Regions from separate parts of the Homo sapiens genome. Here region 1 is linked to region 2. A link is a loop called in an ENCODE intact Hi-C map of the cell type or tissue named here. Cell type or tissue: heart right ventricle. All regions are shown on one strand. Each heading gives the region's core, and the rest is flanking DNA. Links, peaks and the distances in the headings are about the cores only. Region 1 has its middle 130 kb from the start of LINC01428. Region 2 holds the start of LINC01428 (long intergenic non-protein coding RNA 1428).

Region 1 (16,602 bases), core at 4,074-12,073, 130 kb after region 2:
ACTATGAGACTCCTAGGATAGGGAGAGCACTGACTTCCCCTACCTTTCCAATTCGGTGGATTTTGTTTTTCACTATGGGGATCACCTGATCAGTGGAAATGTTTACAGGCATTTTAAAAGTCGCTGCTATCAGTCACAGCAAAATGTTTATATTGAAATATCTATATGACCTCACCTTTTGAGATAAATTCAAATAAATGAACACACTTAAAATCTAGAATTCCATTATCGTGTTAGGACTGGAAGAGATCTTTGAGACGACCATCACCAATCACTAAGATTATAAAGTGGAAAAATGGGACACAGATAAGACAGACTTATTCAGGGTCCAAAGCTAGTCACACCTAAAAATTTTCACTTTCTCATCACCCAGCAAGAGAAAAAAAATTAATTATTGTGCTTGGGGATCCCTTCTTGTTAACTGTGCTTTTCTTTTTATTATCTATAGTAATTTATTGTAAAAAGTCTTTTGTTACATTTTAAAAGAAAAAAAGTAGGTGAAGTTTATAGTATTTCATTCAGGTGAGCCCATGCCAAAATTGAAGAAGGGAATTTATGATTAATTTACAAAAGAAAAAAATGATCTGTACAACTATTGAAGTAAAACCTAGAATAGGTCTAGGATTATCTTGCCAGATCAAAGCCCCCTCCTCACCACCTTGATTGAGACAATAGGAAAGTCAACAAGAAAAAAGAGGCACCAAAGGGCAGTGATTAGGAGGAGAGCAAAGAGAGCTGAACTGCTCTGATTAAAAGTTGCATATAAGACTTTAAGGCCAACCAATGTAGACACTAGTAGATAACTTCACAGATAAAAGAATGGATATGAATTGCAGCTGGGGCAATTGGGGTGTTTGAGTAGGAACAGTCTATCTTGTTAGACCAGCAGGTATCCTGCAAGTTGGAAGAGCAAGGTGGACCTTTATCCAAAGCTCTCGGTGGAGAAAAAGGCTCCCACATGGGTGGGGAGCTTTTCTAGCTGCTGCCACTAACTAGAGACAGAAGACAGCAACAACAACAACAAAGAAAGTAACAATCAGAGAAAACCACACAGAAAGAGAGAGGAGGTGACAAAGTGGAAAGAAAAACATATGGCCCAAGTGCCTTAATTATGAATGGATAAAACATCTCTCCCCGAGACCCCTAGTTGAAATTTCTTATTCTAAAATCAGCTGCTTGAAACTTTCTCTCATTTGTGAAGGGTGGGTCTGGGTGAAACAAGTGGGATGGAACAATCAGCGTCTAAAATTTCTTCTGGAGTGCATTACAGACCTCTCACAGCCTCATGAGGTAGATTGGAGCTAAGAACCAAGTTTGCTCAGAATGATTCTTTTCTGGAAGCATCCAATCTCGAGCCTCACCTAAAATATTATTTAAAGCCTGCCAATATCCCAGGATAATTTGTTCTATATATAAAACACCACCACCCCTGAAGAGGAAAAGCTTTGGTAGATAAGCTGCTAGAATCTTCTATAACTCCTCCAGGGCTCTAGTTATTCCTTGGATTGGTGATGATGTGAGCAAAATGGATAATATTTTTAACTTGCTGGGACTGATATTTTTCTCTAGAACACCTCTTATTATCCCTGGATCCCTACTAAGATCAAAGGAATTCCCCAATGCAATAGAACAAGAATATCTATTTTGTCACTATTAGTTAAAAGGCTAGGACTGACAATCCAGGTCTTTTGCTGTAGATCAGCCTCATTAGAAATCTAACCATCAATAAAAAGAAGTCATTTTTGCATTGATATGAAAAAATATTTTACATCTGCAAAAAACAAGTGCTGAAAATAACTTCAAGGGATAGTCACTGGAGATCTAGTTGAACTTCTAAAAAATAAAATTCACAAGTATATGCTGTTTATAAACTGTTCGCTCTATTTGTTTTGATTTGCTCTTCTTCATACTTTTAAACTTGTTGACTCAGGAGAAATATATCTTTCAAGATAATATCCAGGCATTGTTGTAAGTACTCTGAATTCAAGAACAGGTTTGGATGAGAGATAAAATAATGGTAATAATAATTGTGGTAATAATATACTAAATGTAAGAACTGAAGACAGGTTTCATAAAGGGTAGAGTTGTAAAGACTATTTGCTTAGACTTTTGATATTTTACCATGCGTCTTAGAAACAGGTATACAAAAGTGGAAATGGACCATTGCCAGCCACTCTAAAAATTTAGTTAACAGCATATTTATGAAATATATGGAAGGAGGTACATATGGTCTTCCCTGGATATTTATTTCTGTCCTCTCCCCCAATTTTTAAGCTATCTATCAATGTCAATATGCATTGAATTGGTCAGCCAAGGATATCATGTCTCAATGAGCTTGAGTGTATATGCTTAAGAAACCAGAAAGTCAAATAACAGTGGCTGATATATTGTGCCTTATCATATTTCTGGAAAAAAATTTAAGTGTTAAGGTTCTTCATATGTTCAGATATTTAAAGAGAAGGCAAAAATAAGTAAATTATTACATTAGTAAATAATCCTTTTTTTTCCCTTTTTGGTTAGGTTTGCAAAAACGACTTATAGGATGCAGAAAACCCAGTCTCTGCAAATTAGAAAACTTGTCACTTCTTCCAGGCAGATGCAGTCCCTTGCTAGGAAGGGGATAAGGCTTTGTGAAAGACACATGGGCTGGATTTTAACCTTCACTGATCCCACTGGCTGAGTGTCCTAGGGCAGTGACCCAATTATATGCAACGGCGCTGCTTAAGGAGATCTAAAAATTACTCAGCATGTCCATTAAATACCTGTATAAATTTTTATAGACATTTCTTATCCAAGGATGAGTGTGTTGGCTTCATAGGACACTGGTGTGAAATAACAAGAAAGAGAACATGACTAGGAAGAAAGGCTGTTATCCTGGAACATGCATGCTGAACAATCCACGTTTTACTAACCTATTGATTTTTGGAAAGTTTCTTTAAAAAGACTTATCCTTTTTCTGTATTGCCCTACTAAACTAAAGGTGATAAAAGTTTTTATAAAAACAGTGAAGTATTTAGGAAGTGACTTGACAGAATTATCAAATACCCATTCAACTATTCCATATAAAAGGATTAAAATTACAAGACAATAGAGATAGCATACATGGCTTGCTTTCTTTTGTTTTTTGGTTTTTGGGTTTTCTTCCTATCAGATGCCAAGGTGGTCAAAGTTTGTCTTAGGTAGACGAATACAAGCTTTCTTTGAGAAACCTGGAATTTAATATGGGCAGGGAGGAACATGCCGTTAGGTGTTTTATGCTGCTTTGACTCCCTAAAGGGAGAATGCACAAAGGGGCTTGAGCTATGGTTTTTACATCTCACCAGAGGCATCATTTCCTTGAACTGTCTCAATATAGATTCCGTTTTTTAAGAAGGCAAGCTGAGACTTTTTTCCATTACTCTTGGCCGGAATCTGGATTTGTCAAACTGGCCACTGTCACTATTTATGTCTAATTAGAACCACCTGTGAGAATTTGTGTGACACACAAAAAAGGGGTGGAGAGAAAAGGAAAGCTAATGTTCATAATGATTATAACAATATTTAATCTCAAGGCTCATTTTATTTGTTAGAGGCCTGATAATGAGACTTTCCTCTCACATTTTAATATGCACCTCTCCCATTTTAAAAGTTTTTTTTTTTAGATTTTAGCAGAAAGTGTTCAGTAGTTTTATGTGCATGAGTGTGTCCTCCTAAAAACAACTTTTTTAACCCTTTTAAGAAAAAAATGTGCAAAGTTGAAATCTGATTTGGGGTGACACAGTGTGGCTGGATTGTCTTTTTCTTATTGAGATTGGTATAAAGTGAGTTGGGTGGACACCTTGTCCAGGAAACAGCACTGCAAGTGCTCCCGCTCTCCTCAAACCCATTTTCCTTCCAATCACACCTCCCACATTTTCCTAAAGAAAATTCCTTCCAGTCTCAAACTCAATAACTTTGGTCTTATCACAACAGCAAAAACAATTTTGAAAATTTTGAGGGGGCAAAAGTACCTATGTCGGGCCAGGATAGAATTATTAAAGCAGAGAGAGAGAGAGAGAGAAAAAAAAAAAAGCTTGTGTTTTTTCCATTTTCTGTCAACTACTGTAAAATGTCAAATCCTTCAAATGAAGTCCACAGTGATGAAAAAATGTCATTTGTTATGAATAACATTTATAGCTGAACTTTTCATTTAATGCTATGGCCTAAAATACATTTTTACATTTAAAACAATTGCATATTGATTTAAAAGTTCATAAACTTAAAATTCAAGACTAAACTGGATAAAAGAAGTGTTATTAAACCTTTCACATACCCTATTTTTTAATTCTCTTCTCCTTATAAGCTGAATCATAATTCAATGTCTAAAATGTAAAAAATGCAATGTTGAGAAAAAAATACAATCTGAAATCTCCCCCCACCTAAAAACACGTATTTATTATAACAACGTAAGCCCACTCACTAAGCATGAAGAAATTCACAACGGAACTTTCTACATCCTCTCTTACAAACAACAGCATAATTGTTACTGGTCATCAGAAAAATGAGAAGACAACATCCGATGTCTTAACTTCACCCTTAATCACTCAAGGTCCTTGAGTTCTTTTTATCATTACTTTGTCAGCCCTGAACACCATGCTTTCTAATCAGTGGCAAAAGGGGAATCAGTATTTTTGCCTCTTGACACTGATGAAGAAATGGAAACTGACTAGAAATGGAATATTGATAGCATTGGGATTTGGGACACTGTAGTCATAAAAATGCAGATAAAATTGCAGCCTTGGATGACAACTATTTTCTTTATGAATCTTATTGGAAATTGTAAACCTTCTTGATGTCTAATTTCCCTTCAAGGCTGTTGAAGCTCTTTTCAGGCCATGGAGTAAAGGACTTAAATGAGCATTACACTGAGAGACAGATCTAGGTTTGAATCTTGAATCTTGGCTTTTGTTTTGTTTTGTTTTGTTTTTGAGACAGGGTCTTGCTGTGTCATCCAAGTTGGAGCGCAGCCCATAGCAATCCTAGTTCACTGCATCCTTGAACTCCTGAGGTAAAGAGATCCTCCCACTTCAACCCCACCTGCTGGACCGGACTAATTTTTTTTTTTTTTTCATAGAGACTGGGTCTTGTTGTGTTGCCCAGGCTGGTCTTGAACTCCTGAGCTCAAGCAAGTGTCTTTTCTCAGCCTCCCAAATTTCTGGGATTGCAGGTATGAGCCACTGCTCCTGGCCTCTGCTTTTAACCAGCTGAGAACTTGGTCAATCAAGCTGCTTGACTTTTCTCAGTTCACTCAGCTGTAAAATGAACTTCGAAGAGCTGTGCAGATTGAATATGAAGATCAATGCAAAAATATTTAGATAAATTGTTAAAAGTTATCACGGCCAGGTGCAATGGTTTACACCTATAATCCCAGCACTTTGGGAGGCCGAGGTCAGCGGATCACTTGAGGTCAGGAGTTCAAGAACAGCCTGGCCAAGATGGCGAACTCACATCTCTACTAAAAATACAAAAAATTAGCTGGGCATGGTGGCATGCGCCTGTAATTGCAGCTAGTCAGAAGGCTGAGGCAGGAGGATTGCTTGCACCTGGGAGTGGAGGTTGCAGTGAGCTGAGATCTTCCCACTGCATTCTAACTTAGGCAACAGAGTGAGAATATAAGGTATTGCTTGAATTATTGTTTTACATGCTCCCTTGCATCTAGTTCATGTTACCACATTCAAACCCAGTGCTGGAAAAGAACAGAGAGAACATTTCTGTATCTACCTGGTATCTAAATTCCATCCTCTTATCTGCATGATACCATTTGCCCTTTTTATTCTTTGGACTCTTCTTTAAGTTAGATGAGGGACCCTTCACCTTCCACCTTATCTCCCATAACCCACAGAATAAAAGAAATAACACTCTTAGCCCACCCCTGGAGACAACATAACAAGCACCACATTTACTCCCTCAAGTTCATATTCTATCATATTCCAACTCATCAATAGACTTTCTCTACTTGACTTTGAACCACTTTTTGTTTTCTCTTCTCTCTTTCTAATTCTGGATATATAAAATATATAATTTTCTTTTTCAACAGGTGCTGGAGAGGATGTGGAGAAATAGGAACCCTTTTACACTGTTAGTGGGACTGTAAACTAGTTCAACCATTGTGGAAGTCAGTGTGGCGACTCCTCAGGGATCTAGAACTAGAAATACCATTTGACCCAGCCATCCCATTACTGGGTATATACCCAAATGACTATAAATCATGCTGCTATAAAGACACATGCACACGTATGTTTATTGCGGCATTATTCACAATAGCAAAGACTTGGAACCAACCCAAATGTCCAACAATGATAGACTGGATTAAGAAAATGTGGCACATATACACCATGGAATACTATGCAGCCATAAAAAATGATGAGTTCATGTCCTTTGTAGGGACATGGATGAAATTGGAAATCATCATTCTCAGTAAACTATCGCAAGAACAAAAAACCAAACACCGCATATTCTCACTCATAGGTGGGAATTGAACAATGAGATCACATGGACACAGGAAGGGGAATATCACACTCTGGGGACTGTGGTGGGGTGGGGGGAGGGGGGAGGGATAGCATTGGGAGATATACCTAATGCTAGATGACGAGTTAGTGGGTGCAGCGCACCAGCATGGCACATGTATACATATGTAACTAACCTGCACAATGTGCACATGTACCCTAAAACTTAAAGTATAATAAAAAATAAAAAAATAAAAAAATAAAATAAAATAAAATATATAATTTTCTTTTTGAAAATAATTCCTATGTTTCTCCATTTGTTCTTTTTCTTTGAATTTTTATTCATTGAATAAAACTGGGAAATATCAAGGGCTCCCTGAAGTCATACATTACATCAAAAAGGAAAATTATTGTCAATAGTTAAATAAAGATTAGATGAAAAATGTTTAACTTGGGTCTTGGGAAAGCATGTTGTTTTTCCTAAGTGCATCCCCTCGATGACTCAATAAGCATTTATTAATAACCTACACTAGGCTCATGTTTAAAACTTGTGAGAGACAATAGTTGTCACCTTCAAGGAGATTATAACCAGGTTGGAGAATGAAAGCGGCCATATCAGCTAGTTGTGGTTATTTTGGTACTGACTGTGGATTTCATGTTCTTTTGCCCTCCTTCCAGCTCCTCTCTCATAAGCAGCACCCATTCCTGCAAACACAGAATACTGTGTGTCATTGAAAACAGATGGCTCAGGTCCAGGCAATAACCATAAGGGATAATGTACGGATACTAAATAGTATAATTCTAAAAGTCCGTTTATTAGGCAGAGCTGGCTCCTAAAAGGGATGTGAGATGTCCTATGAGAAAAGGAGCTTCCACCAAATGTAATCAAATTACAGAACAGTCACCTCGGTGGGGAAGAGCAGGGGACAGGGTGGGGCTGTAATGAGGGGGTTAATTAAAAATTCTGTTGCAAGTTGGCCATACACAAGCCTAGCTTCTTTGATTGCTTCTGCTAACAGACTTCTTTGCCAGGTTTTGAAGCCATAGAGTCTCCCTTTCTTTGGATCTTTCATCAGTTTTGTAATGATGAAATTTCCTGCATAGGAGGCTTATTTAGGTTTTTATATCTTCCTACTTATTTTATTACCTTTTATATTGCATGTGAGGCTGGATCAGTGTGCAGCAGAACAAAGCTAATTACAACTTTCATGACCTAAATATAGCATAATGACAGAGTGTCATTCAAGAATAGCACTGAGCTGAAAAACCTTTTGGCAGGCCGAGACAGCGGTTATTCAGCTCCATGGAGATAGCTCCAGGGACTGATTGACTCCAGAACTCTAAGTTGCCCAAAAGTTGTGAACAGGTCACTGAGTAATCAGCTTCACTTAGGTAGGAAAGTGAGTCTCAGGTCTGCATTGCTTGATTCATACTGACCCTTACTTTCAGAAAATAAACTGCAAATGTGCATGAAGCTGCTATTTGATAGAGAGGGACAATGTCCCTTTCAGAGATTAGGAAGCTCTAGACTTAGGTGGAAGAACTGATAGAACCAAGGGATCTAGAAGAAAATATTCCTGTAATGCCACATGGAGTTATCTAGAAAACAACAAAATTAGCATAATTCCACCAGTGAATAATTTGTCATTGGGTTTAGTTATCTATGATGCCTATTGCTAACCCCTTGTCTTACATGACTGTTTTTATTCATTTGCTTGTTTTGATGCTTTTTCTTAGAGTTGCTACCTTTAGTTCTATGGACATATGTGTATCCCCTATTTCTAACACATATACACCTCACTCTGGTGTGAGAATTATTATGGTATAGATAAATGTGTGGCAATTGGTGGTCCTAATCTTTTTACAGTCTTTATGTCACACTCAAAAACAAATCTTCCTACCCCCAATTCTTATTTGCCATTGGCAATTTCATTGAGCTGAGGATGTCCAAATTTAGTTACTTTGGTTGTCTTACATTCCACTTGCTGTTCACTCTGCCACTTGACTCTCCCTGGAATTTCGTAGTTGTGCTTTGTAAAAGCTTGTTAATAACATTTAACGAGAACATTAAAAGGACTGCGAGTGAACAGAGAAAACAAAGGACATACCCAGTGCTGTCATGAGAATTCCACCCTCCACCCCAGAGATGAAGCCTGTACTTAGTCTTTGAACCCAAGGCAAAGCAGGTATAGTTTTTATTTATTTATTTTTTCTTTTTACTAACCACTCTGCTTTCCTTTGTGAAAAGGGCTTGAAGAGGCCTGGCCTAGCACTCTCAGAGTGTGAAAAAGGCATAGAAATTAAATATAAGTTAGTTTTTGTTTTATTAGACCAATGGGAATCCTTCTTGCCAAGCCACCATGTTCTTTGTGGGAAACAAACATGGCTTATATTTAGAAGGAGAAGAGGAAGGACATTCATGACGACACCTCACCTGATCTGAGCCTCAGCCTGTGTCAGCTTGGAAATTTATGATGATTATTTCTTCCTATGGGTAAAATTAATTGATGGTGCTCATACACAAAGATAGTTTATAAGAAGTACATCCTAAAACCTTCTGTTGTTAAATGCAAGTACAATTTTAAAAAAAGCAAGGATATTTCAGTATTACTGTTAGAAACTTTCTCATGGTTTCTACGCTATGGAGATGTGGTTTTGTTTGAACTGTGAATGATATTACATTTTTAATATTATACTAGAGAATTTTATTCATTTAAAAATTTTGTCGAGGAGGAGCCAAGATGGCCGAATAGGAACAGCTCCGGTCTACAGCTCCCAGCGTGAGCGACGCAGAAGACGGGTGATTTCTGCATTTCCATCTGAGGTACCGGGTTCATCTCACTAGGGAGTGCCAGACAGTGGGCGCAGGCCAGTGTGTGTGCGCACTGTGCGCGAGCCGAAGCAGGGCGAGGCATTGCCTCACTTGGGAAGCGCAAGGGGTCAGGGAGTTCCCTTTCCGAGTCAAAGAAAGGGGTGACGGACGCACCTGGAAAATCGGGTCACTCCCACCCGAATATTGCGCTTTTCAGACCGGCTTAAAAAACGGCGCACCACGAGACTATATCCCACACCTGGCTCAGAGGGTCCTATGCCCACGGAATCTCGCTGATTGCTAGCACAGCAGTCTGAGATCAAACTGCAAGGCGGCAACGAGGCTGGGGGAGGGGCGCCCGCCATTGCCCAGGCTTGCTTAGGTAAACAAAGCAGCCGGGAAGCTCGAACTGGGTGGAGCCCACCACAGCTCAAGGAGGCCTGCCTGCCTCTGTAGGCTCCACCTCTGGGGGCAGGGCACAGACAAACAAAAAGGCAGCAGTAACCTCTGCAGACTTAAGTGTCCCTGTCTGACAGCTTTGAAGAGAGCAGTGGTTCTCCCAGCACGCAGCTGGAGATCTGAGAACGGGCAGACTGCCTCCTCAAGTGGGTCCCTGACCCCTGACCCCCGAGCAGCCTAACTGGGAGGCACCCCCCAGCAGGGTCACACGGCAGGGTATTCCAACAGACCTGCAGCTGAGGGTCCTGTCTGTTAGAAGGAAAACTAACAACCAGAAAGGACATCCACACCAAAAACCCATCTGTACATCACCATCATCAAAGACCAAAAGTAGATAAAACCACAAAGATGGGGAAAAAACAGAACAGAAAAACTGGAAACTCTAAAACGCAGAGCGCCTCTCCTCCTCCAAAGGAACGCAGTTCCTCACCAGCAACAGAACAAAGCTGGATGGAGAATGATTTTGACGAGCTGAGAGAAGAAGGCTTCAGACGATCAAATTACTCTGAGCTACGGGAGGACATTCAAACCAAAGGCAAAGAAGTTGAAAACTTTGAAAAAAATTTAGAAGAATGTATAACTAGAATAACCAATACAGAGAAGTGCTTAAAGGAGCTGATGGAGCTGAAAACCAAGGCTCGAGAACTACGTGAAGAATGCAGAAGCCTCAGGAGCCGATGCGATCAACTGGAAGAAAGGGTATCAGCAATGGAAGATGAAATGAATGAAATGAAGCGAGAAGGGAAGTTTAGAGAAAAAAGAATAAAAAGAAATGAGCAAAGCCTCCAAGAAATATGGGACTATGTGAAAAGGCCAAATCTACGTCTGATTGGTGTACCTGAAAGTGATGTGGAGAATGGAACCAAGTTGGAAAACACTCTGCAGGATATTATCCAGGAGAACTTCCCCAATCTAGCAAGGCAGGCCAACGTTCAGATTCAGGAAATACAGAGAACGCCACAAAGATACTCCTCGAGAAGAGCAACTCCAAGACACATAATTGTCAGATTCACCAAAGTTGAAATGAAGGAAAAAATGTTAAGGGCAGCCAGAGAGAAAGGTCGGGTTACCCTCAAAGGGAAGCCCATCAGACTAACAGCGGATCTCTCGGCAGAAACCCTACAAGCCAGAAGAGAGTGGGGGCCAATATTCAACATTCTTAAAGAAAAGAATTTTCAACCCAGAATTTCATATCCAGCCAAACTAAGCTTCATAAGTGAAGGAGAAATAAAATCCTTTACAGACAGGCAAATGCTGAGAGATTTTGTCACCACCAGGCCTGCCCTAAAAGAGCTCCTGAAGGAAGCGCTAAACATGGAAAGGAACAACCGGTACCAGCCGCTGCAAAATCATGCCAAAATGTAAAGACCATCGAGACTAGGAAGAAACTGCATCAACTAACGAGCAAAATCACCAGCTAACATCATAATGACAGGATCAAATTCACACATAACAATATTAACTTTAAATGTAAATGGACTAAATTCTCCAATTAAAAGACACAGACTGGCAAGTTGGATAAAGAGTCAAGACCCATCAGTGTGCTGTATTCAGGAAACCCATCTCACGTGCAGAGACACACATAGGCTCAAAATAAAAGGATGGAGGAAGATCTACCAAGCAAATGGAAAACAAAAAAAGGCAGGGGTTGCAATCCTAGTCTCTGATAAAACAGACTTTAAACCAACAAAGATCAAAAGAGACAAAGAAGGCCATTACATAATGGTAAAGGGATCAATTCAACAAGAGGAGCTAACTATCCTAAATATTTATGCACCCAATACAGGAGCACCCAGATTCATAAAGCAAGTCCTGAGTGACCTACAAAGAGACTTAGACTCCCACACATTAATAATGGGAGACTTTAACACCCCACTGTCAATATTAGACAGATCAACGAGACAGAAAGTCAACAAGGATACCCAGGAATTGAACTCAGCTCTGCACCAAACAGACCTAATAGACATCTACAGAACTCTCCACCCCAAATCAACAGAATATACATTTTTTTCAGCACCACACCACACCTATTCCAAAATTGACCACATAGTTGGAAGTAAAGCTCTCCTCAGCAAATGTAAAAGAACAGAAATTATAACAAACTATCTCTCAGACCACAGTGCAATCAAACTAGAACTCAGGATTAAGAATCTCACTCAAAGCCGCTCAACTACATGGAAACTGAACAACCTGCTCCTGAATGACTACTGGGTACATAACGAAATGAAGGCAGAAATAAAGATGTTCTTTGAAACCAACGAGAACAAAGACACAACATACCAGAATCTCTGGGACGCATTCAAAGCAGTGTGTAGAGGGAAATTTATAGCACTAAATGCCTACAAGAGAAAGCAGGAAAGATCCAAAATTGACACCCTAACATCACAATTAAAAGAACTAGAAAAGCAAGAGCAAACACATTCAAAAGCTAGCAGAAGGCAAGAAATAACTAAAATCAGAGCAGAACTGAAGGAAATAGAGACACAAAAAACCCTTCAAAAAATCAATGAATCTAGGAGCTGGTTTTTTGAAAGGATCAACAAAATTGATAGACCGCTAGCAAGACTAATAAAGAAAAAAAGAGAGAAGAATCAAATAGACACAATAAAAAATGATAAAGGGGATATCACCACCGATCCCACAGAAATACAAACTACCATCAGAGAATACTACAAACACCTCTACGCAAATAAACTAGAAAATCTAGAAGAAATGGATACATTCCTCGACACATACACTCTCCCAAGACTAAACCAGGAAGAAGTTGAATCTCTGAATAGACCAATAACAGGCTCTGAAATTGTGGCAATAATCAATAGTTTACCAACCAAAAAGAGTCCAGGACCAGATGGATTCACAGCCGAATTCTACCAGAGGTACAAGGAGGAACTGGTACCATTCCTTCTGAAACTATTCCAATCAATAGAAAAAGAGGGAATCCTCCCTAACTCATTTTATGAGGCCAGCATCATTCTGATACCAAAGCCGGGCAGAGACACAACCAAAAAAGAGAATTTTAGACCAATATCCTTGATGAACATTGATGCAAAAATCCTCAATAAAATACTGGCAAACCGAATCCAGCAGCACATCAAAAAGCTTATCCACCATGATCAAGTGGGCTTCATCCCTGGGATGCAAGGCTGGTTCAATATACGCAAATCAATAAATGTAATCCAGCATATAAACAGAGCCAAAGACAAAAACCACGTGATTATCTCAATAGATGCAGAAAAAGCCTTTGACAAAATTCAACAACCCTTCATGCTAAAAACTCTCAATAAATTAGGTATTGATGGGATGTATCTCAAAATAATAAGAGCTATCTATGACAAACCCACAGCCAATATCATACTGAATGGGCAAAAACTGGAAGCATTCCCTTTGAAAACTGGCACAAGACAGGGATGCCCTCTCTCACCACTCCTATTCAACATAGTGTTGGAAGTTCTGGCCAGGGCAATCAGGCAGGAGAAGGAAATAAAGGGTATTCAATTAGGAAAAGAGGAAGTCAAATTGTCCCTGTTTGCAGACGACATGATTGTTTATCTAGAAAACCCCATCGTCTCAGCCCAAAATCTCCTTAAGCTGATAAGCAACTTCAGCAAAGTCTCAGGATACAAAATCAATGTACAAAAATCACAAGCATTCTTATACAACAACAACAGACAAACAGAGAGCCAAATCATGGGTGAACTCCCATTCACAATTGCTTCAAAGAGAATAAAATACCTAGGAATCCAACTTACAAGGGATGTGAAGGACCTCTTCAAGGAGAACTACAAACCACTGCTCAAGGAAATAAAAGAGGACACAAACAAATGGAAGAACATTCCATGCTCATGGGTAGGAAGAATCAATATCGTGAAAATGGCCATACTGCCCAAGGTAATTTACAGATTCAATGCCATCCCCATCAAGCTACCAATGACTTTCTTCACAGAATTGGAAAAAACTACTTTAAAGTTCATATGGAACCAAAAAAGAGCCCGCATTGCCAAGTCAATCCTAAGCCAAAAGAACAAAGCTGGAGGCATCACACTACCTGACTTCAAACTATACTACAAGGCTACAGTAACCAAAACAGCATGGTACTGGTACCAAAACAGAGATATAGATCAATGGAACAGAACAGAGCCCTCAGAAATAATGCCACATATCTACAACTATCTGATCTTTGACAAACCTGAGAAAAACAAGCAATGGGGAAAGGATTCCCTATTGAATAAATGGTGCTGGGAAAACTGGCTAGCCATATGTAGAAAGCTGAAACTCGATCCCTTCCTTACACCTTATACAAAAATCAATTCAAGATGGATTAAAGATTTAAACGTTAAACCTAAAACCATAAAAACCCTAGAAGAAAACCTAGGCATTACCATTCAGGACATAGGCGTGGGCAAGGACTTCATGTCCAAAACACCAAAAGCAATGGCAACAAAAGACAAAATTGACAAATGGGATCTAATTAAACTAAAGAGCTTCTGCACAGCAAAAGAAACTACCATCAGAGTGAACAGGCAACCTACAACATGGGAGAAAATTTTCGCAACCTACTCATCTGACAAAGGGCTAATATCCAGAATCTACAATGAACTCAAACAAATTTACAAGAAAAAAACAAACAACCCCATCAAAAAGTGGGCGAAGGACATGAACAGACACTTCTCAAAAGAAGACATTTATGCAGCCAAAAAACACATGAAGAAATGCTCATCATCACTGGCCATCAGAGAAATGCAAATCAAAACCACTATGAGATATCATCTCACACCAGTTAGAATGGCAATCATTAAAAAGTCAGGAAACAACAGGTGCTGGAGAGGATGCGGAGAAATAGGAACACTTGTACACTGTTGGTGGGACTGTAAACTAGTTCAACCATTGTGGAAGTCAGTGTGGCGATTCCTCAGGGATCTAGAACTAGAAATACCATTTGACCCAGCCATCCCATTACTGGGTATATACCCAAAGGACTATAAATCATGCTGCTATAAAGACACATGCACACGTATGTTTATTGCGGCACTATTCACAATAGCAAAGACTTGGAACCAACCCAACTGTCCAACAATGATAGACTGGATTAAGAAAATGTGGCACATATACACCATGGAATACTATGCAGCCATAAAAAATGATGAGTTCATATCCTTTGTAGGGACATGGATGAAATTGGAAACCATCATTCTCAGTAAACTATCGCAAGAACAAAAAACCAAACACCGCATATTCTCACTCATAGGTGGGAATTGAACAATGAGATCACATGGACACAGGAAGGGGAATATCACACTCTGGGGACTGTGGTGGGGTCGGGGGAGGGGGGAGGGATAGCATTGGGAGATATACCTAATGCTAGATGACACATTAGTGGGTGCAGCGCACCAGCATGGCACATGTATACATATGTAACTAGCCTGCACAATGTGCACATGTACCCTAAAACTTAGAGTATAATAAAAAAAAAAAAAAAAAAAAGACTCTAAAAAAAAAAAAAAAAAAAAAAAAAAATTTTGTCATGTTCTACTAAGTTTTCACAATCAATCTTCTCTAAACTATGTGAGCTGCTGGTCTTATTGAAAGTTTAACCAGGTTTGCAACGGCCTCATCTATTCCTCAGCCTGCTGTGTGACCTTGGATCTTACCATTGGTTCTCTGCTTATTGGCACTTCCATATAAGACAGGGCAGAAGACACAAAAAAGCATGGAACCCCTGTCAGTCAAATGGACTCCTCTGTAGCAGTTCCAGAGCAAAAAAAATGGGATGAAAAGTTGAAACATTTGACTTTCAAGAGGTTTGGGCATAATATGGAAATTCCATCCACAACTCCTCTATTTACCATTCTTGGTTATAAACTAAATTTCGTCTTTTTCTGAGATTTAAGATTCCTTGTCTATGCTTGGTGTGGCCTATTTACTTTGACAACCTTGCAACAAAATCATTACTATATCAACTTTTCAGCTACTGAGGAAAAAGCCAAAAAAAAAAAAAAACTTATAAACTGTTGTACGAATGTAGCCTTGTGAATGTGGGAAGTGTGAAATACAACTTTTTGACAGCTGTAAAATTGTCCCATAATGAAAATAGGGGGACCTATAATTTAGTTTTATATTTTTCACATTAACAATAGCACGAGTAGCTAAAAATATAGTTTAAGTCATCCAAGTAGTACTTCTCAATATTATGTCTGGGTTAAAAAAATTCAGGTTTGTGTTTGGCTAGGTTAATATAAACAACCATATAATAATTTCGTTTCACAGCCCATCCCGTATTTACAACACAAATGCAGACAGAGTTTATGAAGTCAGACTTCTCTAGAAAACCATCTGAATAATACAAGAGCCATAATTCAACAAAATACCAAAGAATGTATTATTTCTGGTACTCTCAACTGTTCTCTAAACAATATGGTTAGGTGTAGAACAAGGTTTTTATTTTTCTCTAATTGATCTGTATGTATATTTGAAATTTTATGGAACTATAAATAGATAAAGAAAAGTGAACAGCTCAATTGATTTTCACAAACTGAACACTTCCATGTATCCTGTTCCCAGGTTAAAAAAAAAAAAAAAAAGCAACAGGAATATCCCAAGAAGCCTCTTTGGAATCCCTTCAATTTACTACTCCACTCCCCACAACCAAAGCTTCAAAGGTAAATCTCTCACACGTTGATTAGTTTCACTCAATTCTGAATGTTTTATGAATTGAATAAAGGGTAGTGGATTCTAACAATCAACTCACATGTTTAAGTATATTTCCAACTCCAGGACAGAAAATTCCATGGTAATATTCCAATGTTAAAATGATGCAATTTAAATATGCAAAACATAGCCTACAACTTTGATCGGAATAAAAGTCATGAC
Region 2 (16,602 bases), core at 2,995-10,994:
TTTTACCACTATCTTCTATGACACCTTGGACTTCAGTTTCCTCACCTGTTTAATATGGGTTGAGTTTTAATCAGTGGCTCTCAATTGCTCATTAAAACTCCGGGGGTATTTTGTAAAGTACTTATGCTCAGGCTGAAACCCAGACTAATTAAATTTGAATATCTCGGGCAGTAATTCAAGATTTAGCTATTTTAACATATTCCTCACGTAGGGCTTCCAGGTAAAATGGAAGACGCCAATGTCTTCGAATTTCAGATAGACAAAAATATTTTTTATTACAAATATATCCCAAATATTTGCATTGGGCATACTTATATTTAAAAAATTATTTGTTGCTCATCTGAAATTTCAGATGAGCAACAGATAATGCTGAAATCGGGCAGCCCTCCCAATGTGATTAAAATATGCAGACAGAATTACTGGTGTCCTTGCTGCTCGTAGGGTGATCTCCAGATTAGCAGCATCAGTTTCACCTGGGAGAAAGGAAAATCCATGGGACCTAATCCACACCAACTGAATCAGAAACTTCAACAAAATCCTCAAGCATTTATGTGCACATAGAACTTTGAAAAGCACTGGCTTAGGTGACCTACCACAAAGTTTGCAGAATCTTCCAACCTTTCTAACCAAAAGCAGCAAATCCAGAGGTTGCTGTACAAATTAAAGAGATCTCCTAAGTTCATGGAAACTTCAGAAATGGTTTCGATTGCATTTACTGCAAGAAAATTGGTTGCTTCTATTTTTCACCCCAACTCTAACATAAAATCCCCTCACTCTTTTGTTGAACGACAAAGGATTTGAGCTTAAATTAGGTCTCTGTTCACACTACTTTGCCTGCCCTTGCCTGTTCTCTCCATAGAGGCAGGGCCTGGACTCTGACCCAAATCTTGCATTAGTCAGGAGAACATGAAGCTGGATTGACTTCATCAGCTTGCCACTAACCCAAAAATTGTGACTCAGACCTGACCTGTCTTTGCAAATATACTCTTTCCTGCAGGGGAAGGACTCCTCACCTTAGCTAATTCACTAGGCCTTCCCTTCATTAACATGAGGATGTCTTGCCATTCAATCAGATATCTAGATATTAATAGGTAGATTAGATAAAGAGACATATTATATATACACATTGTTTTTGTTGATATTAAAATACATGTTTAACTCTTCCAAATTAAAAAGTACAGCATTTCAGAAGGTCGATAAGAATTCTCAAGCCTAAACATTATTACACCCTAAACCATAACTTGTCAAACACCATCAGTCCATTAGCTACCTCCTTTCTGAACTCAAGGCAAATCCAGCTGTAGAAATACATACCAAACATATTGCAATGTTCACACTATACATCACATTTGTCTGAAAATGTGACTACAACATCGATTTTGATTTTCTCAAATATATACCTCTTTTTCTAATATTAAGGGTTTTGATAAAAGGCTAAATATACATCAACACCTCTCCCATATGAACACATATGTATTTAAGGGGCAGTTTAATGTTTATGTTTCTAATGGATTTGCACTGAACTCAAGAAAGCATTGTTTTGCAAGAGACGTTAGCTGTACAAAAGAGTATCTTCTTTTCCGCCTATGAATTTGTTAGCTTAAGGGTAGTTAAGACTCCAATCTAAAAATCATCTGTTTAATTTGCAAGTTAGTACCTTGTATGTTCAAAAGCATTCCAAAAGAATGAAGATGTTTTTTGGGACTCAGAATGTCCTTTAAAATCTCTTATTTTTCATTGGAAAAAAAGTGGAAATTGTTTCCATTGGAAAAAAAATAAATCAAAAGTGTAAAATGACTGAGGGTCTGAGTTAGACTCTGGATCCTCTGGCTCTGGTCACTTTCCTTAGGAAGTCTCCATCAAAGTTTTCAATGGGTAAATGCAATTTTTACCCCACCTATTATGCCAAATCAGAACAATATGCATGCCAGCCTTGCTATAGTAACTGACATTAGCATAGATATGCTAACGTGACTTCACAACTAAAGGACAGAGTCTGGTGCTATTTTACCACCAGCAATTTTCTCCTTAAGATTGGGACCAAGTTGATGACCTAACTTACATTATTTTTCCCTTCAATTTAGTATAGTTGACAGTGAACTCAGTTCTTCCCTCCACATCATGCCTTTGGCCGTGGAGTTCCTGACGGATGTTAGCTGGCTCCAACTTGTCCTCCTTGCTTGCTGAGGTGACAGGACCTCTTTGCACCAGAGGGACTAGAGCCATTTAAGCCAACACCCACACAGGGTGGGACTGATTCTCCCTAGACATAAATCTGCCAGGTTGTCATCAGCTAGATCATCCCCCTACAAGGGCAGAGAAGTAAAAGCAAGCTGAATCATAGATTACTTCACAGCTTATAGCTAATAAAATAACAAACTCAAAAGTTAATGCAATTATTTTCCTGTATTCAAGACCATATACTGAGACAATCAGTTAAAAAGTCCATATATGGCAGGGCATGGTGGCTCATGCCTGTAATCCCAGTACTTTGGGAGGCTGAGGTGGGTGGATCTCGAGGCCAAGAGATCGAGACCATCCTGGCCAAGATGGTGAAACTTCATCTCTACTAAAAATACAAAAATTACCTGGGCATGGTGAGGCGAGCCTGTAGTCCCAGCTACTGGGGAGGAGGCTGAGGCAGGAGAACCGCTTGAATCTGGGAGACGGAGGTTGCAGTGAGCCGAGATTGCACCACTGCACTCTAGCCTGGTGACAAAGCGAGACTCTGTCTCAAAAAAAATAAAATTAAATAAATAAATAAATAAATAAATAAAAGTATATATATATTATATATATATATAGACAGAGAGAGAAAGAAACTCAGGTATTCAAAAATTGTCTAAAGATACTCAAAGTTATTTGCCAAAAAGATGGGATTTAGATTAATGTGTGAATAACATTCTAAATAAAACATTTTTTAAAAAAGCAAATTGTACACTTTAGAAAACCAATAGTATACTTATTGAACTTATACATATTTGTTATACAGAACAGAGCCCTCAGAAATAATGCCACGTATCTACAACTATCTGATCTTTGACAAACCTGACAAAAACAAGAAATGGGGAAAGGATTTCCTATTTAATAAATGGTGCTGGGAAAACTGGCTAGTCATATGTAGAAAGCTGAAACTGGATCCCTTCCTTACACCTTATACAAAAATTAATTCAAGATGGATTAAAGACTTAAGTGTTAGACCTAAAACCATAAAAACCCTAGAAGAAAACCTAGGCAATACCATTCAGGACATAGGCATGGGCAAGGACTTCATGTCTAAAACACCAAAAGCAATGGCAACAAAAGCCGAAATTGACAAATGGGATCTAATTAAACTAAAGAGCTTCTGCACAGCAAGAGAAACTACCATCAGAGTGAACAGGTAACCTACAGAATGGAGAAAATTTTTGCAATCTACTCATCTGACAAAGGGCTAATATCCAGAATCTATGATGAACTTAAACAAATTTACAAGAAAAAAACAAACAATCCCATCAAAAAGTGGGCAAAGGATATGAACAGACACTTCTCAAAAGAAGACATTTATGCAGCCAAAAGACACATGAAAAAATTGTCATCATCACTGGCCATCAGAGAAATGCAAATCAAAACCACAATGAGATACCATGTCACACCAGTTAGAATGGCAATCATTAAAAAGTCAGGAAACAACAGGTGCTGGAGAGGATGTGGAGAAATAGGAACACTTTCACGCTGTTGGTGGGACTGTAAACTCGTTCAACCATTGTGGAAGTCAGTGTGGCGATTGCTCAGGGATCTAGAACTAGAAATACCATTTGACCCAGCCATCCCATTACTGGGTATATACCCAAAGGATTATAATTCATGCTGCTATAAAGACACATGCACACATATGTTTATTGCGGCACTATTCACAATAGCAAAGACTTGGAACCAACCCAAATGTCCAACAGTGATAGACTGGATTAAGAAAATGTGGCACATATACACCATGGAATACTATGCAGCCATAAAAATGATGAGTTCATGTCCTTTGTAGGGACATGGATGAAGCTGGAAACCATCATTCTCAGCAAACTATCGCAAGGACAAAAAACCAAACACCACATGTTCTCACTCATAGGTGGGAATTGAACAATGAGAACACATGGACACAGGAAGGGGAATATCATACACCGGGGCCTGTTGTGGTGTGGGGGAGGGGGAAGGGATAGCATTAGGAGATATACCTAATGTTAAATGAGGAGTTAATGGGTGCAGCACACCAACATGGCACAGGTATACATATGTAACTAACCTGCATGTTGTATACATGTACCCTAAAACCTAAAGTATAATTAAAAAAAAAGAAACATTCCTATTCATAAAATAAATATTAACCTAGAAAAAATAGATATTTGTTATAAAAATATGTTAGATAATATAAACTACCAAAGTTATTTTTGGTAGTTACTTAAAATGAAAACTGAGGCATTCTCAAGTAACACCCAAATTCTTCACCTTTCTTGTACTTTCATCTCCTTCCTTCCTTGTGTTTTCTCAGCGACCAATATGGCCAGTTCAGATAGAAGGATGACTTGACTGGAGGTCAGAAGATATTAATCACACTGTATAAGGAGTATTGTGGGGATAAGAAACAATGTTTCCTCCATAAAAAGACAAGTGGAGCTGAATTGAAAATAGGAAATGTATGGGTGTGGTGGCTCACACCTGTAGTCCCAGCTACTCAGGAGGCTAAGGTGGAAGGATTGCTTGAGCCCAGGAGTTAGAGACTGCAGTGAGCCAAGATCATGCCACTACATTCCAGCCTGGGCCACAGAGGAAGTTCTTGTCTTTAAAAAAAGAAAAAGGAAAGAAAAAAAGAAAGTAGGAAAAATAGCTATCATGCATATGTATCTTTGATGTTGTTGAAGATGCTTTGAATACAAAACCTAAAACTTTACTCATATAAAATATAATTATATTTAAGTTGTCCTGTACAATTTTGTCCAAGCTGTATATGCTTTATGCCAATGAACTCTAATGAGAAGTCATCCCTTGAAATATTAAGGCTGTTCCAGTTACCATTGCTGAGTAACAAATTATCCCAAAGCTTGGGGACTTAAGACATGCTCATGGTTTTGTAGATCATGAATTTGGGATTATCTTAAGTAGGCAACTTTAGCTCAGGGTCTCACATACGGTTGCAGTAGATGTTACCTGGGACTGCAGCCATCTGGAAGCTCCACTAGGTAGGATGTTTGAGAAGGCTCTCTTACCTGGCTGACAGTTGGTCATGACAATTGGCTGAGGTTCAGCTGGGGCTGTTAATAAGAGTGCCTACTATATGTGGCCTCTTTACCTGGTAGTCTTGGGGAGGTCAGGGTTCTTATGTGGTCTCCAAAAGCAAGTATCCTAGTTGCAACACCTTTTATGATCTAGAATTAAAAGTCACTCAGTGTTACCTCTGCTGTATTCTATTGGTTAGCAGTAAATCACAGATTCAAGGGGATAATTAGACATCCTCTCTTGATGGAGGAAAGGCAAGGCTCTGGAAGAATGTGTGGCACTGGAGATGTTATTGCAGCTGTCTTTGGAAATCTGCCATAGATATTCATGGAATTAATTAAAATATACTGGATTTAAATGGAGATAGATAGATTGATTGATTGATGTACATGATTTAAGGTATAGAGTCAGCCCTCCATATCCCTGGTTGTGCATTTGCAGATTCAATCAACAGCAGATCAAAAATATTCAGCAAGAAACATTAATAAAAATAAAACAACAATTAAAAATAGTACAAATAGAAAACAATACAGTATAACTAATCACATAGCATTTACATTGTACTTGTTATCAGAAGTAATCTAGAGACAATTTAAAATATATAGGAGGATATGGGTAAGTTATAGGCAAATGTTACCCCGTTTTATAAAAGGGACTTGAGCATTCATGGATTTTGGTATCTGAGTGGGTCTCAAATATGCATATGATTGTATGGGACTGTATTCACAATGGCAATTGACGATCTGCTGAAAGCAACTCCTCTGGGTTGAGCCTCCACTCAACAAATTACCCCATTCCAAAGACTTGGCATAAGGGAATAGGTGGGAGTTGTTCTCCTTATCGGATCAATCTTATTTAGTAGCATCCCAGCAAAGGCTTAGAGAAGGAAGAAAAAGAATGCAGAAGGAAGAAACGAAGGAGAGGGAAAAAGGAGAAGGGAACGGAACGTATGGCAAGAGAAGGGAGATAAAACATAGAAACCTCTTTCTGCCAGTTCCTGGCCTCCCTGGGATGGGTTACCAGAGCAAACTCAGGACACAACAACTTAATTGAACAGGAACTTGGGTCTCTTTTTGTCATGGCCCATAGGCATGCTATTTGCATGTATACTCTTTCTTCCCTCTGCATATAGATTTACCTGCTGAGACGCAACTCAAAATGAAGAGCTATAAACACAGAGAGGAATCAATGTATTTGTTTTTATCCACTGTCTCTAATGCCCTGATTTTGATATTTTTCCACTTTAGAAGTCATGAAGACTCAGTGTTATGCTGGCTTTTAAAAATACTTTTAGGAGTTAACTTATTTCTCAGAGTTTTGAACAACTTAAATAGTAGAGTTATATCTCCCTTGGAAGTTGGAAAGGATGTACTACTAACATTTTCCTGGCCTTTTTGGAGCATTATCTTTGCTAGATTTCCTATTCTCTAAATTATTTATTCAAACTTCTTAAACCATAAACCAATTAATTTCTATAAAGGTTTAACATTCTCCTAGGCACTTGTGATGAGATTAAAGATTATTAATGGCTTTTCAGAGCCAAGACTCATCTCTTTTTGGATTTTCTAATGCCCTTCATAGCAACATCTTAATATATTTATATTTGCCTGGCATATATTTTTTAATGGGAAGGAAACTGTAAAGTTTATTTTTAACTAACTGGTTGAATGCAAAAAATAGACTTTGCCCTTGGATAGTCCTTGTTTGTAGTGTGGGTATCAGGAGAATGAGGCAAGCCAAGCTGTGAGGAGTCTGTGGGTCATGGCTTTGGCAGCGTGGAACCTGGGACATAGAGTCCCCCTTGATACGGCTGTTCAGCAGACCAACTTTGTTGTAAATATTTAGATAAAAATGGGCTTTAGAGCAGCCACATCTGAAGACCCACAAGGCTGAATGTTACACAGGGTATGTATTCTGCTTTTGGCTTTAACAAATGTCTAAAAGGGAGAAATCCAATTGACTCTTGTTGTTTTAATGTTAATTAATTGCTGTGGTGCCTGTTCATCAAGTGTGAGTGTAGAAACCTGTTAGTTCACTTACCACTGGGGCTGGACTTAGCAGATGGGAAAAATATTATTTTGGCATGTTTTTAATGGCAGCACAATTTATTTTTAACTAGCTCTCTTTGGTGTGTATGAAAGGAGACTACCACCTGTGCTTTGTGGATGAGTGTCAATGATTCGGACAGATTAATTTATGGCTTAGTAGACAACCACAAAAGATTTCTGGGGTAGAACTCACCTTTTGGCCAGCTTGACATGAACTTCAATTTTACTTCATTTTCCCAGGCCTGGAAGATTGTATTTAAGTAATATTATACCAAGTAGAATATAATCTGTACTTTCTCTTAATCATGGAAAGTACAAATAAAGATATAGACTTGTTTCCATACGTCACTCTCTGTGTGTGTGTGTGCGTGTGTGTGTGTGTGTGTGTGTGTGTGTGTGCTGTATAAATCTGACTTACCTAAATTCTGACATTTGTAGCTGCCTTTTCAAATGCTGGAAGCACAGATACATCTTGAATGATGTAAAAGCACATTCGTATTTTTAGCAATAAATCTTTGACTGTAGAATATCATTAAATAAATTGAAAAGCAGACCAATATTAACATCGTGATTTATATGCTACTTGCTGCTAGAGACTTGACATAGAATACTAATTATGAAAATGGTATAGTGCTAGATTTCTTCCTGAATTATTACACACATTATACTTTGCAGGGAGCAGGTTTGACTTAAATGTAAATTACCAGGCCTTTTTTTTTTTTTGCTCTTTCAAAGGGCTATTTGTTGTATTACCCAGTGCTTTTCTGTCCCTCATAGTTGAAATAATTAAGATCATTTGCAGGGCCTGGTTTGCTCATTTTGCTTAGTTACATTGCTGCTATGGTCCATTATGTCTACAGGGGAGCACCATTATTTAATCTGAACATCTGGAATCCATCATGTGTAGTGAAGGACAAGATGTATCCTCATTTTTAAGCCAACTCCATGATAAAATTGATGGATGGGACCAATGTGTACAGGTGAAGAAGATTGATACTTAAGATCTGTATGTTGTGATAGGAAGATCATAAGAGGACTTTTATTCTGCTTCATTTTTTTTTACTTTATTTCATTATATTGTATTTTATTTTATTTATGGCACAGCAATCAGAATCTGATTGAAGATAAACTCATCCTATTTGGATCAGAGCATTAGAAGAAAGAAAGAACTGACACTTCTCAACCTTCTCTAGTTGAAGACTTCTCTTTGCTATAACTACTTGAAGAGTTCAGCAGAAAAATTTTACTGAAGAATCCCTGATCCTCCTTTAAGTAGCTGTAGAGAATATTCACTAAGTGTAATGGGACACGTCTCTCTCATGCCCACTTCTTTTCTCTTATCCCTGCAAGAAAATGAAGTTTTGTTGGAGTCAGAGGTTTATTTTAGTTTATTTTAATCAGAAACGTGTATGAAATCCAAAGCACATGATCTTCATTTTTAATAACGTAAACCATCCCCATGTTTATGTGCTTTCTCTGGTCCTCAACCTTTTTTTTTCTTTTTAATTTTAAGAACATCTGTCCCCACTGCAACTTCACTTTCATCAGGAAATCTAATTACAGAGATAGAAAAGAGTATAGTAGGTGAAGCAAAAGACAGCAGCTCCACCTCTTAATACTGAATACTTAGATGACTGCCAGATGAATAGCTGGATCCTTTTGTGGCTAACTAACTCACCTGGTGTAGAGAAAGACAGTTGATAGATCAAAAAAGTATACAGATAACAGAGAGCAAGTGATATGGATATGAAAGACATTAGGGAGCATACAAATGCAGTTTGGCCAGGATTTATTTCTAGTTATGGACTGATGAGGAGACATGGGGAAAAATTGTCAAATTAAAAAAAATCTTTTTGGCAAATTTAAACTTTGCCTCTATCCTTTTTCTCTTAATCTGCTACCCAGATATGCACTTCAAATAGGAATGTGGGCCTACTGGGGCATGAAATAGTTGAGAGCTATTCAACAATGAGGAGAATGAGAGAAATCTATTTAGAAGGACATTTTAGAATTTAAGCCAGTTGAACCTTAATAGTCACAGATAATTTAACATGACCCCTAAACCATTAGGGGGGTTTTTACTACAAGGACTTGGCTCTGTATTAACAATGTCATCCTTCTTAGAAATTGATAACTATAGAAGTTATCCTATGTGGAGTAAGATAAGAATGACTGCTCTTCATGTTTACAAGAGATTAGAGTGGATAAGAACCAGGTGAAACAGGAATCCCAAGGGATCTCCTTCCTTCTCAGAGTCATAGCCATTCCAGGGAATCTGCACATTTTCTGGCTTTCCCATTTCTATCAGATGGTTACTTAGGAACAAATGAAAATCAGCAAAAGTGCCATGATAATTATCACAAATTCGTATGAAATAATGAGGCAGTTGAATGCATTTTTTCTGTCTTATCTCTGTTTGTCAATGAGCTAAACAGTGTGTTCAGGTCCCTCTGAATACTTGGAGGAGCAAGATTCTTTAGCCTTGTCTCACTGATTCCCAAAGTTTATCTAAGTCTTTCCAGAGGAGGACCTCTATTGTCAACACTTGATAGCCAAACCCTTCCTTTGTTTTTTTCCTTCTATACACTACTTGTTAATCAACTTGCACAAAACCAATTTCTGGTTCAACTTTGTCCTGAGCTGCTAACTGGCTATGACTTTATTTTACAGGTGCAGTAACTTTGTTAGCTGTTATTTTGAGGAGCTCCAGCCATGGGCTCATTTGATAGATTTAATTGCCAACATCTTGAACAAACCCCTTGATTTTAAAATTTTAATTTAGCATGTTTAACATGAAAGAGGATTGCCGAATAAGTGTCCCATTTGATTTACTCTATAAGTAATACAGCTGTTTGTCTTTATTTGAAAAATAAAGGTAGACACTTAGAAATGAAAGATGAAAGCTTGGAATGTGACCTGTAAGTCCAGAAATCACAGACCAGAAAGCAAGAAAGGAACATGAACAGCACATGTCAAGTATCCAGGAATTTCTAAGTATAATGCAGAACTTGGGGCATGAGAAATAATCTCTCTCTCTCTGTGCGTGTGTGTGTGTGTGTTTTCTTTATCTGAGCATGTTTTTTTATATACTGCCTTTTCTGGTAACTTCATTAGGTCTGTATAATTATAGTTTGCTTCAACCTTAGTCTGCATCAGTATTCATTATTATCTATTTGGTGCATTGTAGCAGCATAAATATAACTAAATTACTAGGGTCAAACCATAATGGGAGCTGTTGTGATGGTAATTAGAGCAGAAATATAGTCCTTTTTTGGTAAAACTTGCAGAATTGTAGCATGAGGTGTGTTCTTATAGGGTACAATTAAAGCCAGGTTGTGGGTTCAAGGTGGTAAAATGATGGATAATGAAGGTACACCATTAATCACAGTTCCAAAAGATGCTCTGTATCAATTCTTTTCTCTCTGAAAGGTAGCTCAGAGGTTGATGCTAAGACAAAAACCAACAGAGGGCTTAGAGGTAAGATGCCAACTTCCGTGCCTTCACTAATTGTCACTAGAAAGCTGAAACTGTATCGAACTCTTTAAAAGGAAAAAAAGAAACTAGTAGAAAGCATCTCAGTGTGGTTATTGAAATCATTAAATTTGAACTTAGTGGAGCAATGCTTTAATTCTATGTGTCTTTGCCATGTTGGACTGAGTCTCTCACATAACATCTTTAGAATTTAGAATGTGCTATAACTTGGAGCGGAATCACCCTTATTGTCTTTACACACAGCCCATAATCCTGAAAAGCAGAAACAGAATTCCACTCTTAACCCCCTCAGTTTGCAGAATGTCTAAGTGTAGTGACTCTAGACTCAATGTGAGGTATGTGGAAATGCTTCAGAAGAGAACAAGGCCTCGGCTGGGCGCAGTGGCTCACGCCTGTAATCCCAGCACTTTGGGAGGCTGAGGCGGGCGGATCATGAGGTCAGGAGATCAAGACCAGCTTGGCCAACATGGTGAAACCCCATCTCTACTAAAAATACAAAAAAAATTACCTGGGCATGGTGGTGCATGTCTGTAGTCCCAGCTACTCGGGAGGCTGGGGCAGGAGAATTGCTTGAACCCAGGAAGCAGAGGCTACATACAGTGAGCTGAGATCGTGCCACTGCACTCCAGCCTGGGCAACAGAGCAGGACTCCGTCTCAAAAACAAAACCTAAAACAAACAAAAAAAGAGAACAAGGCCTCAAAATTAACAAATATCTGCTGATTAACTTTTTTCACTAGCAGCAAAAAAATTGGAATAATTCTCAACCAGTGAAATATCTCATTAAAAACCCAATTAAAAAGTCTGTGTACCCAAAATGTAAGAAAGGCTTGCTCTTTAAGCACACAATTGAAGCCTTTGATGTCTACCTAGGATTGCTCATTTGATCTCATTTGATGTACTCCTGGAAACTTAGTAAGTATGTAGGCATGCGGCATGTTCAAGGTCGTAGGCAACCTTTTCCAAACTAAGTTCTTTGCCCTTCATGGCTTTGTGGAATTTAAAAAATCAATTATATTTTATACTCTGAAATAAAAGTTTCCAATTTGGAAAGATGTTTAAAGTCAACGGTTGTTTCTCCAATAACTAACACAGAGCTTGGCATACAGTAGGCACCTTATAAATTTCTCTTTGAGAGAATGAATAAATGCCTGGGTAAAGCTAATTGATACAAAAGGGCTCAATAAACTTGTGAATATTAAATGAAAAAATGGAAAAACAATTGGCCTCTAATAACCACACAGAAAACTGAGTACATGTTTTCTGCTCTTTCTGATTTTCCAAAACACACAGTTAAGAAGTTTCTCATGTAGCCTGACACATAAAGGTTTAGATGGTGAGTTATTTATTGGATATACTATTCATTATATAATCATTTGTGTATCTTTTGACATTAATTGTTCAACTTTGTATGATTTCATAATCAGTTATAGATTATTTGAGCCCTCCTTTTTTAAGGCTACTTTCAAATTGTATAGTTAATTTTATAGTTTTTTATAAAGCTACTCAAGTGATTCATTATTATAGATAACTTTGATTATACGTTCAAATTTTAAAAACTGATTAATAAGCCAACATTATGGCAGATTGAATAATTTCTTAGCAAATATATGCTTTTTTTTCCTTATGCCCATGCTTGACTTTCAGCTCAGCTGTTGGTCCATGGATGTTCGTAGATGTGACTTAAACAGATGCTTGAATTGTGCTATACATTTAGGCTTGCTCTCCCGCTCTGTCTTCTGCCATGAGAAGCCACTGACCGGGATAAGGAAGATGAGAAATAGTCATGGCAGATCTATACCCAGCCTATAGCTCTGAGCAAAACTCTGAGTCAAACTCGGCCTGCAATTTGCAGACTCCCTGCTGGCCTGAAAAAATTCGTGTTCATTGTGGAAAGCCAATTTTCATTGTGGAAAGCCAATGAAAAGAAAATTCGTGTTCATTGTGGAAAGCCACTAAGTTTGTCTGTTTTGTTATGTAGCATTGTTGAGAAAATAGTAGACTGATACAACTGTTTATGAATTAACACCATTTTGCTTTTAGGCACATCTTCTTTATGTAGGTACCGTAACATAGGTTCCCTTGATCTTTGCCATAATCTCATAAATCAGACACTATCATATCCCCATTTTATACATTTGAAATCTGAGGCCTCAAGAGGTGAAGAGAATTCCTAGACAAGACTTGACACCAACTTGTACATCTCCAAATCCCATGTTACACGCTGCTTCATCCATTTAAATGTAGCTTAGTTAGCCTGCCTCTCTGGTACCTAGTAAGTCCTCAATAAACACTAATTTGCTTACCTTTCCTTCTTCTTTCTTAAATTGTATGTATCAAGTTAAATGGAAATGTTTGATTAAAATAAGCTAACCAAGGCCTTGTGTAGAATAGAAGGAGGTATTGTGCATGTTTTCTCCTGATAAGATGCTTCTAATATAGGAATGGATGCAAAAATAAACTAGTATAACAATAAGAAGCTACCTGTCACATATTTAACAAATAGATTGAGATAGTAATTAAAGCATTGTCTCAATACAGACATAATTGAAAAGCTGAGTACTTCAGTTAATAGTCACTTTAGAAGGTGAGAAAAAAAGAGATCTATGCAGTAATAAACAAAGTAGACTTAATTCATTAGTACTATTCAATCTCTCCTTAAACTGAAGATTAAGAGCTGATTGTAAGTATTTTATAGTCAGCATACTTATACTGTAATAGTACTACAGAAACAGTCTCTCCAAATGCATATTTAAAGTTGTGTAGCTCCTCCTTACATGCATATTTGAAGTCAAATTATGATTTTTGGAAAAGAAGATCTATCCCTAAAAGACATTTCTCATTCACTATGACTGTCTGGAATACCCTCCCCTTCCTTGTATGCTTGGTACAGTAAATTCCTTTATATTTAACTTAAGGACCACCTCTTTTCCTATGCCTTTTCTGATCTTCCCATATAGATGGTCTTTCTCTCTCCTACACTTCAGTAACAAAAATGGCAAAATTTTAATAGATTTTGACATTGTTTTATTTATGTCATCTTCCTATCTTCTTCCTCTACTCAGCTCTTTGAAGGCAGGTGTTTTGACCTTCCTTGTTAGCAAATTTAGTGTTTGACATACAGTAGGCACTGCCAAAACATAGAATAAATAAATAGACACAGTTAAGTCTTAAGAACTCAGTCTTTAGGAAGAGAGAAAAACAGAAATGTAATCATTTATAAAGAGAATTGAGAGAACTAATTCTTGTTGCCAAGAGGCCAGGACTCAATTAGGCTATTGAATTATGATCAGTGGGGAAGAGAACTGAAAACAGAAAAAGAAAGAGAGGTTCAATGTGTTCAATGGAAAGACAAGAAAGGATAATAGAGATAGAATATTTTCTTTTAAGTAGTTGAAATATTTCTTTTCTTTCCTTGAATCCTTGAGGCACTCTGTCAGCTGGCATTAAATATTTATCAGAGAATTTTTTATGCACATAAATAGGCTACATGTATGACTAATGTAATGGTGGCCTTACATAATCAAGTTAATAAAATTAAATGTATTCACTTAAAAAATCAATTCAGAACATTTTCTTCATTCCATCAACTTCAATGCTTATGTTCTTCCCCATTGTCCCATTGCCTTCTGCTGTGAGGGAGAGGGCGAAAATGAAATGATTATTGCAAGCCTAGGCTCTCACAAGATAAATATAATTCGGACATTACTTCAGCTTACTACTGGAAATGAACCCTGGACAAAATTCCCTTTTATCTCCCTCTCATCCACCAGACATACTAAACATAAAACTTTAGAGTAATGATAACACATTCTGAACTAAATTTAAGTGTTTTGAGTCTCAAAATAACCGACTTTGGGTCTTACACAAGCTACTGATTCCAAGTATGTAACTGACATATGAAATGAGAGTTACACAGTGACACCAGTTGTTTCCAAAGGCTTAGTACACTTGCTGCAGTCTTGCGATGCAGTTTAGAATGAGGTGAGAGGAACTGAACATTGAGCTCTTTCTCTTAGTAGCTGTGTCCCAACATCTTCCTGCTAAAATAAATGGGGCTAATAAAAGCCATCTTAAATGGAGCTAATAAAACTTATCTATACAATTGAGGTACTAAATGAGAAAATGTAGATACTGGAGGCAATGAAAGCCTTCGATAAATATTAATGTCATCTATCTATCTATCTATCTATCATCTATATCTTCCATCTACCTATCAATCATCTATGTATCTATCTGAGATTTTGGAGTGGTAACCAACATTAATTCCCTTGACTGAGTAAATTCACTTGACTGAGGCTTTCAATGTGCCTTCTGTGAAGAAATTACAGTAAAGCAGTATAGAATCTTAAGTTGGATATTCCGGGTTTGAACATGGGTTTTGTGACCTTACCCAAATGTATTTAATTTTGCTGGCCTTAACTTTTTTTAAGATGAAAGTAATAATAGTTTTTACCTCTTTAAATTATTATGAGGATTACATGATCTAATACCTGTTGCAGCACTTAGAATAATAATTGACAAATAGCGAAGAGTAATAAATATTAGTTATTATTTCCACAGTTCTATAAAGAGTAACTCAGTTTTGACTTTCATTTTATCTCTTTTTTTCAGATGAAAAGGGAAAAAAGAAACTGCGTATAAATAGTACTAGAGTAAGTTAAAAAGAACTATCTTATAATGTGCTTAAAATTATGGAAAGTTTCTGAATTCTAGCCTGAAATTTAAGAACAGTTCTAAGTAATTCCTTAAATTTGTTAAGTCTTTTCAATCTTTGGGTTTTCAGATAAGACAACCAAAGGACTGACTGCAGTAAATAGAGCTTTTGAAGGCATTATCATTCTATTAACAATAAAGCTGAGAGGATAGATTTGTTTTATGATTTTCACATGATATTACTTGTCGGTGACCTGAGCTGAATTTGAACTGGCATTCTTGAAAAGAAAGATTCCCTTTACAAATCCTTTAACCTCTAATGCAGTCATTTTAATTCACAACAGGCTAGAACCTTGCATAATTGTTCTCAGCTCAATACAATCTTTAACAGCTTTTGATTTACATATTGGGCAGCTGTTTTGAATAAGAAGTTGTCCATCATGGATCCTTTTGTCATCTGTCCAAGGAATGTATTTATAAATGGTTCCAATTAGAGTAATGAAGGTTTCATGTGAAAACAATGATCAATAGCCAACCTTAAAAACAATATAAGTCAAAGACAGATGTAAACTGTGACCAGGCATAACAAAGTCAAGTTATCTATGGGGAATGTATACCATCGCTCCTGGAAAACAAATAGAAATTTTCAAGTCTTTGACTATTGGACAGATGTTGATTCCATGACACAGAAGCATTTAGATTCTGTGTTAAATAAATCATTGACCCACATATGACTGAGACTATGCAGATTAATGAGAACAACCGTGGCCAGGGAAAAGGCAGCTCAGTGAAGCCAGCTAGATCAGATCCTCACTGTGATTATGGACTGCACCCCATCAGCCTTCAGGAACAGATGTCTGTTGCTATAAGAAGGAGCCACGTTGATAGTGAAGTTTCTGTACAAACACGTTTCAGACTATGTCAGACACATCTGGTCAAGGGCTTTGTAATAGCTTTATTTATTTCTTGCCTGAACTGGAACGTCAGAAGCATGCACTCCACATTAAGCCAAGAGTTCCCTTTGTTCCACACGGCTGCCACAGCTGGAACCTTTTGTTGGATGACACAGCCAGATCTTCTGTAGAGACCATTATATTCTTTGGCGTATTTCAGTGAGTTTGCATCTTTTAATCCACCTCAGCAAGCAGTGGGGAGTT

The links. A loop is a pair of places that touch in the nucleus more often than their neighbours do. Peaks named below come from ENCODE experiments on the same cell type or tissue, not always from the same donor. Only the 100,000 strongest peaks of a DNase experiment are listed, where the experiment ranks them.
Region 1: it touches region 2 in a loop (2.5-fold over the local background); 5 of 110 quality-filtered maps call a loop at or near these places.

The regions. Positions count from the first base shown.
Region 1 is chr20:7,114,789-7,131,390 of GRCh38, reverse strand. No RefSeq gene overlaps it. Among named protein-coding and RNA genes, the nearest start is that of LINC01428, 130 kb to the left of the region's middle. In heart right ventricle, for the core only: no CTCF peak of the experiment used is centred there; a DNase peak (open chromatin) is centred at 7,748; H3K27ac peaks cover 1,693 bases.
Region 2 is chr20:7,248,651-7,265,252 of GRCh38, reverse strand. It overlaps LINC01428 (long intergenic non-protein coding RNA 1428), which reads left to right and starts at 11,051. Exons shown (of 8, transcript NR_110609.1): 1 at 11,051-11,125; 2 at 15,404-15,444. In heart right ventricle, for the core only: no CTCF peak of the experiment used is centred there; a DNase peak (open chromatin) is centred at 7,022; H3K4me3 peaks cover 1,168 bases; H3K27ac peaks cover 1,819 bases.